Linked DNA regions of Mus musculus: region 1 is linked to region 2. A link is a contact called in ENCODE POLR2A ChIA-PET data. All regions are on one chromosome and are shown on one strand. Each heading gives the region's core, a stretch centred on a gene start or an enhancer-like site at or near the end of the contact. The rest is flanking DNA. Distances are from core to core; before and after follow the strand shown. Region 1 holds the start of Tbrg1 (transforming growth factor beta regulated gene 1). Region 2 holds the start of Msantd2 (Myb/SANT-like DNA-binding domain containing 2).

What was found. ChIA-PET counts read pairs that join two places held with the same protein, here RNA polymerase II (POLR2A).
Region 1: POLR2A ChIA-PET joins it to region 2 with 11 read pairs in Patski. The contact joins the promoter of Tbrg1 here to the promoter of Msantd2 in region 2. POLR2A ChIA-PET finds 5 or more read pairs at or near these places in 4 of 5 experiments (Patski and embryonic stem cell).

What each region holds. Positions count from the first base shown.
Region 1 is chr9:37,653,793-37,659,620 of GRCm38, forward strand. It overlaps Tbrg1 (transforming growth factor beta regulated gene 1), which reads right to left and starts at 3,520. Exons shown (of 9, transcript NM_025289.3): 1 at 3,206-3,520; 2 at 1,230-1,300; 3 at 424-644. The coding sequence starts at 3,352.
Region 2 is chr9:37,486,042-37,491,376 of GRCm38, forward strand. It overlaps Msantd2 (Myb/SANT-like DNA-binding domain containing 2), which reads left to right and starts at 3,280. Exons shown (of 4, transcript NM_146222.2): 1 at 3,280-3,792. The coding sequence starts at 3,283.

The DNA of each region.
Region 1 (5,828 bases), core at 2,270-4,769, 170 kb after region 2:
TCTGGGCCTTTCCCCCAAAGCCCAAGTATCTAACTTGCCTACAAACCAGTTTAATATGCTGCTTACATATCTTAAGAACTTTTAAGTTCTCTTCAACTGTAGAAGCAGCTGAGCTAGCAGCGTGTTGAGAAGGCTGGCTTGCTCATTTCCCTGCCCCTAGGAAAGCCTGCAGTGAATACAGTCCAGAGAGCAGGGGCACAAAACGAGGGGCAGAGGCCTCAAGCCTGCTTATCCTCATCTGTCACGTCTAATCAGAATCTCTCCAAAGCAGCTCCAATGAGACACTTGCTTCTCAAGGGACTTCAGGGGGTGCTATGAAACACAAGCGGCTACTTGTTACTCAGTCAGAACCAGTTAGTTCTACCAGGCCTTTGCTATCAGTAGAGCCTCCGAGGCCACTGCTACACTATCTTCTTAAAATACCTTCCAGTTTGCTGTTCTCCTTGCCCTTTTCTTTCTTCTCCTTCTTGGATTTCTTCGCAAATGGTTCCTCGGCCCCAGTGCTGGGCCCGGCTCCCTGCATAGTTCCCACAGAGCTGGTGACACCATAAGGCAGGGGCAAACTGGAGCTGTGGGAAGGAGCAGCGGCCTGTGGCTCCCCTTCAGTTAGAGCATGTATCTGGAGGAGCTTCTTCAGCAAGTATCTGAGGTGGAGAGGGATGGGAGGACAGGCATGAACTCTGGCTTTTCTCTCAATTCAACGTTTCGCTTAAGCAGTGGGAATTACAGACTAAATACAAAGATTATCACACAATAAGGCTCTTATTGGAGACAGAGGCCATGAAGCCCTGCAGGATAATCAATACTTGAAGAAATCAAGATATTGGCTGGAACTTCTCTTGTCCCTGCAGGGATCTTCTACCTTTAGGGTGGAAGGCCTGAGGTGTCTGGAGAATATTCATACGAATAGAATCAGAGGTATCCATATACCCACTGTAATTTGCATAGGGAAAAACAAAGCCAATATTAGTAGAATGAGAAACAGTGGTTTTTTTTTTTTTTTTAAATCATCCCTTGGTTTTCATAATTGGGAAGTTATTTGGGTGGGATATAGCACACAGGTTTAGAATTCCTCTGTATTGCCTCAAGTGGTCAAGGGGCTTTGCGATGTGCAGGAATCCAGAGGAGAGGGAAAAAAAAAATCAGCCACCATAATAATATCAATCCACAGCACCAGTAATAATGATGACAATGATAATCACAGCAACAGCAAAATGAAGCTGGCTCACCTTCTTTCTTCCTTTGCTTTAAGAAATTTTTCCTCAAGACGAGCAATTTCATCACAGATGGAAGCATTTTCCTTTAAGGAAGAAAAAAAAAAAAAGGACTATAATCACATAAAATGAACTTAAAACTTGAGGCTCCTTTCTGGTGACAAGATCTATATCTCAGATTGAAAGAGCCCTCTGTGCTGCAGTGTGTAAGAGAAGTGTGGTTCTACTCTGCGCATGCTGTTAATAAATACAGAGTCTGTACAGCTGGCTCAGCGGGGAAAGGCACCGAATCGGAGCCCCAGAACCCACAGTGGAAGGAGAGGAATGAATGACAGTTACCTGATAACTTCTATGCGTGCTCGGCGGCACACACACAGTAATAAGAATAAAAAGAAAGAAACTTCTTTTAAAAAAAAATCTGCAGGGCCAAGTGTTTGGGTTCTATTACAGGGAGGGTAATTGCATGGACACCTTTGGATGAAGAGGGACATTCTTAATGCTCATGCCAGAACAAGATGGTACACCAGGGCTTGCACTCTTTGGGCAAATCAATGGGTGTGGCCACTCCAATTAGTGTGGCCTTTGGCAGAGAAAGGATATAGGACTTGGACTTAATTTAGACCCCCTACAAAATTCTTTTTTGTTCTCCACTACAGAATTCTAAAGACTCTCTATGCTTACAGCTTTGACCTTGCAAAGACAATCTGACCCACTGTATCTTACAGAACAATTACAGGGAGAGAGAGAGAGAGAGAGAGAGAGAGAGAGAGAGAGAGAGAGAGAGAGGGAGGGAGGGAGGGAGGGGGAGGGGAGGGGAGGGGAGGAGGGGAGGGGAGAGAAGAGAAAAGGATGAAAAGTTTTGCATGTAAAATTCTTAATTAATCATCTATTTGCATATACCCAAGTACCATCATTCTTTACTGATGGCTCAGTCTGTCTTGAAACCAGTTTTGAAGGAAATGCCTATTTGGGTGTTTCACAGGTGGAGCCTCAAATTGGTGTTCAAGGCATCAGTTGGTTTAAGTACACGGAGACCCTTTGGTTTCATAAGATCTTTGTATACTTAACGAAACCAACACTATCTTTAAATGTCGACTTGTAAGCATTAGGCAGGCTCTGACATCATGTGACAAGAGAGAACAGTGAGTATAAGGTGTTGACTTCCTGATTTACTCATATTTCCCTCGACACATATACAAGCGTTAAATGTTTTAGCAACAACAAATTGAAAGTCAAAACTTTTCCCGATACGTCTACAAAGACCTTGTAGAAAGAAGTGTTAAACTGCAGGTTCAGATGTGAGGGTATATGGACCGTATACCTATTACCAAGCAAGCACTGAGGTGACTGGCTAAGCTAGAATAGTCTATTTATTAGACTGTTATCAGATTTATTAGACCCTAATACTTCTTGGCTGGTAAAGAAGTTTACTCATCAAATCCTAAATCCCTACAATTAAAGCAGGAAGTGTCTATACACCTCAGCAGGAGGAGGTAGCCTGTTTCCTGATGTTGAGTTCCACTTTCAGTTTCGGATGGAGGGAAGGCAGAAACACCTAGAAGCCTCGTCAAAGGGAGCTACAACCAGGACAATTTTGAAAGATTTAGGTGCCTGTTTACGAAAGCGGCAGCCATGGCGTTAGGGTTGGGTGTACTTAGGAAACAGGCTGTGTAGAGTAAATAATAAACTGGAATCAGGGTATCCAAGTTGGAGTTAGGGCACGTCATCCCTCTGGGCTTCATTTCAGTGTGCTCGCCTTAAAAGACACTCCTTAGGCTCGAAACGAAAAGTAGCAAGAAGGTAATGACTAAAGTTTGCTGGCGGAGCACTCTTCAGTCCTCATTTATAGAGGAGTTGACAGGACTAGAGGAATAACTTATGCAAGGATATGGAACTAATATTCCCAAGCGAGGCAACTAACACTGGACGGATATTCTTTCTCTGAGAGAGTTGAGGTGGGGAAGACAGTCCCCACCCAAACCCAGACTCACAAACACCGTGGCCTTAGCTGCTCTGCGCAGCCGCAGGTACTTCAGCCGGTACTTCTCGTTCTGGCTCTTCCTCGGGAGCCTTTTCATCCTGGCCTTGCTGGACAGCGGGGTGCGCGGCTCGGAGGCCAGGCCGCTCAACACGCTCATGATCAGACCGGGTTCTGGAGCTCCGGGGCGCGGAGGGGATGGAGCGCAGGCAGAAACAGATGGCGATCCTCGGCACTTCCCAGTCGATTTCCCAAGGAAGACCCGCCGGAAGTTGCGCAAAAGCACCGCCACGTGTAACTTCCGGGTTTGGAAGTTGCGGTGGTTCGGACCTAGCGGTGGGCTGGGAGGACGGGTGTGGCTCAGGGTTGCAAGGAGCTGGAGCTGGAAAGAACCGGTCCTACCCGGCTGATAGCCAGCGAAGTAGGGAAGAGTTTAAAGTCCTGATGCAGACGCTCAGGCAGGTGCCCTCAGGGAATGCACGTCCACATCTGCTTTCCCAGGTTGCTCTGAGCAGCAGGCCTTCCTGGGGTTTTAGCAGACTTAAATACTAATGCGGGGAACTCAGTTTCCCATATGTGCTGATCGCACAAGTGTTTCTTAGGCTGTGAACTTCGGGGATAGTAAAACAAGACCTTGATTGCCCCAAAGCTTGGTATCTAGTTAGCAAACTGTTTTAATAAAATGTTAAGTAGCACAAGGTCGGCTTTCAGTGGTTTTAAAATGAAACCAGGAGCGTTTCAAGTACACATACTTCCTATCGTTTTTTTCTTTCAGTAGTGTCAAACCAATTGACTGAGCCTCTTTTTCACATTTTGTTTTTGTTGTTTGTTTTCTCCCTCTCAAAGTAAGAAATGAGATGGGGTGGATTTCCAAACTAGTGTACTCATATAAAAGATAATTATTGTTAAATTCTCCAAATCTAGACGTTTACGGTTGTACATGGAAGCCAAGAAGTATGTTACATAATTAACGCGCTCACTGAATTACTAGAGAAAAACCTAATACTGATAAAGACAACTTAGAATTCAGTAAGTGATCCAAGTATTTAATCTCTGAAAACTGTAAAAACCATTGCAGTTTTGACAAACTGCAACCCAAGAGAAAAAGCGTGTAGATACTCTTCTATGACTGCCCATGTAACAAGCTGCTTTTTTTGAACTTGGTTGGGTCTTAATAATGCAACTCCAGGGTACCATTTGCCTTCACAAATACCTAAGGTGCTCCTGTGGATTTAGTTGGTTTTAAAAGCCATCAGAATTGTGACAACTTATAAAATACACTGCTTTGAAAATATATACTGGAATTCTAGCTTGGAATCTGAAAGCACTCATAGTAATCGAAATTGACTTTATTCTTAATAAAGCGTTAGTTTTAACTGCCTGATTTGCTGTTTAGCTGCATTTTGTTCTCATAGACTTTGACATCTATCTGACTTTTTGTATTATTCATCTTCTTCGTGTGTTGTGTCTATGAGGAGGAAAGTCCCAGCCTCTGCTTTAGTTGAAAGCTCTTTTGGCCAGTAGACTTCAGTGGAATAGTCCCAAACATGTTTATTATTATTTTTTTTTTTCACTTGAGACTTTTTCTTTTACAATTAAGGCAATTTTCTTGCAAATTTGACAAAAAAGAAGGTATTGTTTATTTGTTGGCTTTGATAGACTGGGTTCTTAACAGTGCCAAACTCTCTGTGTAGGGAAAGATGACCCTGAACTCCTGACCCTCCTGTTTCTATCTCCCAAATTCTGGGACTATAGCCATAGACAACCATGTCCAGCTTGGGGAATTTTTTTTAAAATCCATGGGCTGTGATCTAACTCAGTGGCAAAGCACTTATATTATAGGTGAAGAGCTCTGGGTTTGATTTCTAGCATTCCAAAATGAGTGGTGGATGAATGGATGGATGGATGAATGAATGAATGAATGAGTAACAGAGGCCCCAAGTTCAGTTTCAAGAAACCACATCCTGTAGCGCACAGCTATTTGTAATTCCAGCTTTAGGGGATCTGACATGGGCACTTGCACTCACATGTGTACACACCTGTCATCCATGTAGACACATAACAAAGGTTTGAAAAAAATAACAACAACAACAACAACAACAACACAATAATAACTCCCCCTATCCCAAACCACCAAGACACCCATAATACTGCCTCTTTGGATGAACTACTATTAATATTTTAGTATATGTTTTGATTTTTCACAGAAGTTAGACAATACTGAATACAATGTTTCTTTTTGCTATCATCTTTAAAAGTTATGACTTTTTCATAAGCATTATTTTTATTTTACTTTTTTCTCCCAAATCATGGTGGATCAGATTTCCTTTTCATGGTATTTCTTCCCATGATCCTCTAGGAAGATCCATGACAGGTCTGGATTAGAGAGCTGGGCAGAAGTGAAGGTGAAGGAGGACGGAAAGGAGAAGGACGTGATGGGAGAGGTGGTGTGTTATCAGAACCACAATGTAAATGTTATTATAACAAAACAGATCTTTTGATGACAGCGATCCTTTGCTAGTGTACATGTGGGGCAAAGTGCTCTGGTGTCTTTGTTTTTGAAATAGCAGGAACTACTTATCTGTAGCTTCTAACTGCAAAGACACATTATGGTAGTCAGGAAGTACAGCTACAAA
Region 2 (5,335 bases), core at 2,030-4,529:
TTACATTAAGAGAAAAATAAGCTCTTTGGAGCAGTGGTGGCGCACGCCTTTAATCCCAGCACTTGGGAGGCAGAGGCAGGTGGATTTCTGAGTTCGAGGCCAGCGTGGACTACAGAGTGAGTTCCAGGACAGCCAGGACTGCACAGAGAAACCCTGTCTCAAAAAACCAAAAACCAGCTGGGCGTGGTGGTGCGCCTTTAATCCCAGCACTTGGGAGGCAGAGGCAGGCGGATTTCTGAGTTCGAGGCCAGCCTGGTCTACAAAGTGAGCTCCAGGACAGCCAGGGCTATACAGAGAAACCCTGTCTTGAAAAACCCAAAAAAAAAAAAAAAAAAAAGCCCTTTGGAATTTCTCATTTTGTACATGATTTAAGAATGACTCTTGTGTGGAGATGGCAACCAGTGGGCAGCAGAACAACATCGGCATGGTGGTCATCTGAGGAAACAGCATTATCAAGTTAGAAGCCTTGGAAAGAGTCTGACCAGTGTTCAGCAAGCAGTGTGTCCACATCCCTCCCCAAAGGCCTGTTTGATTGTGATGTAGAATTAGGTCGCGTACATTTTCATATGGAACTTCTTACTAAATAAACTTTTGTGATACTCAAAAAAAAAAAAAAAAAAAAAAGACTCTCCCTTTCGTGTATGCTCAGTACTTTATATTAAAAACAAAAATCTGAGCCGGGCGTGGTGGCACACGCCTTTAATCCCAGCACTCAGGAGGCAGAGGCTGGTGGATTTCTGAGTTCGAGGCCAGCCTGGTCTACAAAGTGAGTTCCAGGACAGCCAGGGCTATACAGAGAAACCCTGTCTCGAAAAAAACAAAAAAAACAAAACAAAAACAAAAACAAAAATCTGGGCCTCATGCAGTGTTTACTGTGAACTGTCCACTATTTTCAGGTTCTTCCTGTATTTACCCATTTAACTCTTAAATAATGCTGTGAGATCTGTCTCACTTCTTAGATGAAGAAATTGTTGCAGGACACAGAAGTGGAATTTGAAGCCAGGCATTCAGACTTCAGAATCCTTAACCTTACCCAAGATGACTGCAAGGTCTTGCTTTTAGATAAGGGGGAACCACTAGTACATGAAAGGCAGAGCCAGGCAGATCAGGGGTTCAAGGACATCTTTGACCATAGTAGGACTTGTCCAAATAAATAAATTCCGTAACGGTTCTTAAGACTTCTTTATACAGCAAACTTAACAAAATACAGTGGTCTCACTTTGTAGTGCTGGCCTGGAACTCATGTAAGACTAGGGTGGTCACAGAACTCTATCTGCTTCTGCCTCCTGAGTGCTGGGGTTAAAGCATGCTATGATGGCATTTTACTATGACAGATGAAGATAGTTATGCCTGATTTTATTACTTAAAGCATAATCCTTTGGCTTTTCAACAATGACCACCATTATTCTATAACTGGCTGACTTCAGCTTTTTCTTTTCCTTGCAAAACCATAACATATATTTGTTAGTTAGAAAAACACTGAGTGACCGAGAGAGACTGCATAATTTATTCATAATATCATTGGTCAGCTGCCTCAGTTACAGTCTGCTTTAAAAACAAAAAACAGAGGCAGGCGGATTTCTGAGTTCTAGGCCAGCCTGGTCTACAAAGTGAGTGCCAGGACAGCCAGGGCTATAACAGAGAAACCCTGTCTCGAAAAAACAAAAAACAAACAAAACAAAACAAACCAAAACCAACCAACAAACAAACAAACACCCCCCCCCCCTTTTTTTTAAATTATCTTGCGTGGGGCCTGGAGAGATTACTCATTAGTTACTCTTACAAGGGACTCAGAACCTGCAGATGGCTTGCAAGTCTTGTAATTCCAGTTCTAAGGGATCTGATGCCTTTTGCTGACCGTTACCAACATCAGGCCCCTTCACACATACACACATAGGCAAACGTTTATACACATAAAACTAAACGAACACATTTTAAAATGAAGTTTAATTTTGTGTGTAAGTGTGGGGATATGGGTGGCATGTCCCATGTATGACGGTCAAAGAACAAGTCATGAGAGCAGGTTGTCTTCAGTCATTGGGCGGGCTTGGCAGCAAATACCTGTACTGGTTGAGGCATCTTTCTGCCACTACTGAGGTTTTAAAGTTAATGATCTGAGATAAACAGGATTTCCAGCTTTAAAGAATATGGAAATTGACTAGGTGGTGGTGGCAGCTCAGGCCTTTAATCCCAACATTCCAGAGGCAGAGGCGGCAGGCGGAGTTTGAGGCCAGCCTGGTCTATAGACTTAGTTCCAGGACAGCCAGGATAACACAGAAAAACCTTGTGTCAAAAACCAAAATAATACCACACAAACAAGGTTATATCTTATAGCTATATGATACTTCAATGTTCAAGACTTTACGGAAATATTCAGGAGTGAGTGATGAGTGCTAATTTACTACTAGGTCACAGGAACAGTTTCATTTCCTTGAACTTGACTGGGAAATTTTAAACCAGTCCCAAATCCCAGTGGACTGAGGTACCGGAGTAGCTATTCTGCTGGGCTCTGGAGCTCTTTCATGTCCCCATTATAGATACTGTATAAAAGCAAGAAAGACATTTACTTTATCATTGGCTACACAGTTACTCAGAGGAACAAGAAAACAAACGAAACGAAGCTTGTGGGTGTGGCTCAGTGACAGGGTGTTTGCCTAGCAGAACACGTGAGTGCAATCAGAGTTGCTATAGAGGCTGAGTTTCTTGAAAAGCTAAAGCGTGCAAACTCTAACTCATATCTGTTCTCGAAAGTCTTGTCCAGAACCACTGCAAGCAGCCTTCCCGCTTTGCCTTCCTCCACATACCCTTTGTAGGGTTTCCTAGTCTCCAGTCTGGACCTCGGTTCCCGTACCTAAAGGCGGGCTTAGAGGGAGGATAGGCTCAGGGGCGGAGACAGGAAAACAGAAATAGCCAATTCGTCCTTAATTCGAGGCCCTCGCGGGCCTCACCCCTGTTGTGAGGGTTGAGATTGGAAAGGAAGTGGGGAGGCTCCAACCAGTCCTTCACTCCCGCGCCCTCATGCCCCCACCCTTCTCTGCTCGGAGCTTGGGTGCGCCGGGTCCCAGCTTCTCCTCCCGGGAGAGGAGCGGCCGGCACCAGCTGGCTGGAGGGGAAAGGCGAAGATTTGCGGGCTGCTTGGGCCAGCCAGACACATCCTCCGGGCCCTCTGACCGCGGCGAGCCACTCAGCCCCGAGCCAGGCCCCAGGGCAGCCCCGGAGACCCCGGTGGCCGGATGCAGGGGTGCGTCACTTCCGGGCGGTGCAGCGGCGGCGGCTTGGAAGATGGCTGCGCCCTGTGGCTCGGAGCTGCCCGCCAACTCGCCGCTCAAAATTCCGAAGATGGAGGTGCTTTCCCCGGCGTCTCCCGGCGACCTGAGCGACGGGAACCCATCGCTGTCCGACCCTTCCACGCCTCGGGGAGCCTCCCCTCTCGGGCCCGGCAGCGCGGCGGGCTCGGGGGCCGCGGCGTCCGGGGGTCTCGGGCTGGGGCTGGGGGGCCGCGGCGCTGCCTCGTCCTCGGTCTCCTTCTCGCCCGGCGGCGGCAGTGGCGGGGCTGCGGCGGCCGCTGCCGCCGCCTGCCGGGGTATGTCGTGGACGCCGGCAGAGACGAACGCGCTCATCGCTGTATGGGGCAACGAGCGGCTGGTGGAGGCGCGGTACCAGCAGCTGGAGGGAGCCGGCACGGTATTCGGCAGCAAGGCCCCTGGGCCGGCCATGTACGAGCGCGTGTCCCGGGCCCTGGCCGAGCTGGGCTACGAGCGGACCCCGTCCCAGTGCCGGGAGCGCATCAAGGTAACCGGCCGCTCTGCCCGGGGCTGCGAACCAGAGGCAGAGAAGGCGGGGAAACGGGCCTGGGGGCGGGGGCCGGGCCGAGCGCGGGGCTCCCCTCCCGGGCCCCGGGTATCCCTTGTGTCTGCTCCGCCTCTTTCTTCTCTCCCTGGGAAGGGGCGCTTCTTTCCAGATGGCCGCCAGCCCGTAGGTTTCCTGAGTTTGAAGTTGGGCGTGTCTGCCGCCGCCCCTCTTTCTTGCCAATTGAGGATGTTCCTGCGCTCTGAAGTTGGTAGTTTCTCTCATTGTGCGCGGGGCCCGCAACTGTCGCGGGTGCTGTCGCCCGCACTGCTTTGTTCCCAGATAGAGGGGCTCCCAGACTGAAGCTTTCCAGCTGGGATGGAATTGAGGAAGGGTAGCAGAGGGCCGGATGAGCGCCCAGTGTAAGATTTTTTTCCTTTGCTGAAGTTTCAAGAATAGAGCATTGGGACGGCTGGCCTTTTGTGTCAGTCGCTTTGCTTGTCAGTTGAGGTGATACAAGGACTAGCAAGATTTGAGGTGCTTTTGGAGAGCTGGAAAGGCTTAGTGAAAGAAAGGTCGTGTATTGTTATCGTGGAGGTAGAGGACAGTAGAGGACACCTTGAACGTTAGTCTGCTTGAAGGTTCTTTTGGAATTTGGACTGGCGATCTTTTCAGAGTCAGGTTGCCTTGAGAGTCAGGAGGCTTCTAATTCTGAGGAAGCCCTCTCTTGTCACCCAGGTTTTTTCTGCTTTAGTTAGGGTGCCCGGATGCGGACAAGTAAAACCGAGTATGCATCTGGCCATCCTTATGCATCAGCATGTTTAAATGTGGAGGCTTAATGTGGGTTAATTTTACCATCAGCCTGCATATCGGTTTACTGTTTCTAATGCGTTGTCTAGGCCTTCGTATCTGCCTTTGCAGACAAGGAGCTGTACTTTAGTTAAGCTCTTCCCTCTTACTAGTGTCTGCTCAGAGTTTCTCCCAGTTTTCATTGAAAACATTACATTGTGTTTACCTAGTGTTCACTTCTCATAGTGAAGGCTACTTTTTCTGGGGACGAAAAAGAGTCACAACTGAGAATATCACATTAGCAAACAACCATAAAACTCAGTAAGAATAGTTGTTTAAGTAAGGGTAATCACACTGAATGGGGGGTGGGGGGGATTGTGCCATAGTTCATGAGGCCTTGGCTCCACAGATGTTCATTTGGAGACGTTGTTACTTAGAAAATTTGTTCCAGAAACAGCGGTTTCATTGTTAACTGTTAGATTAATTTTACACCCATTAGAAAGCAAAGTTAGATTATTTGATTATGTTCATTTGAGGATTCTTATTGAGCTCCTTTGTTAAACAAGAATGTCATTGAGATAATATGTACTAGATAATATGTTGTTTGGATTTCATTCATTGCTTTATTCAGGGTCGTTCATGTTAAATTTGGGGCAGTTTCTTTGAGCTGCCCTGTGTAGCATCCACCCACAAACTTTTCTGGAGTTCTGAGAGTGTCTTAGGCATTTGTAAATTATGCCTGTTTTCTTGATTTTTA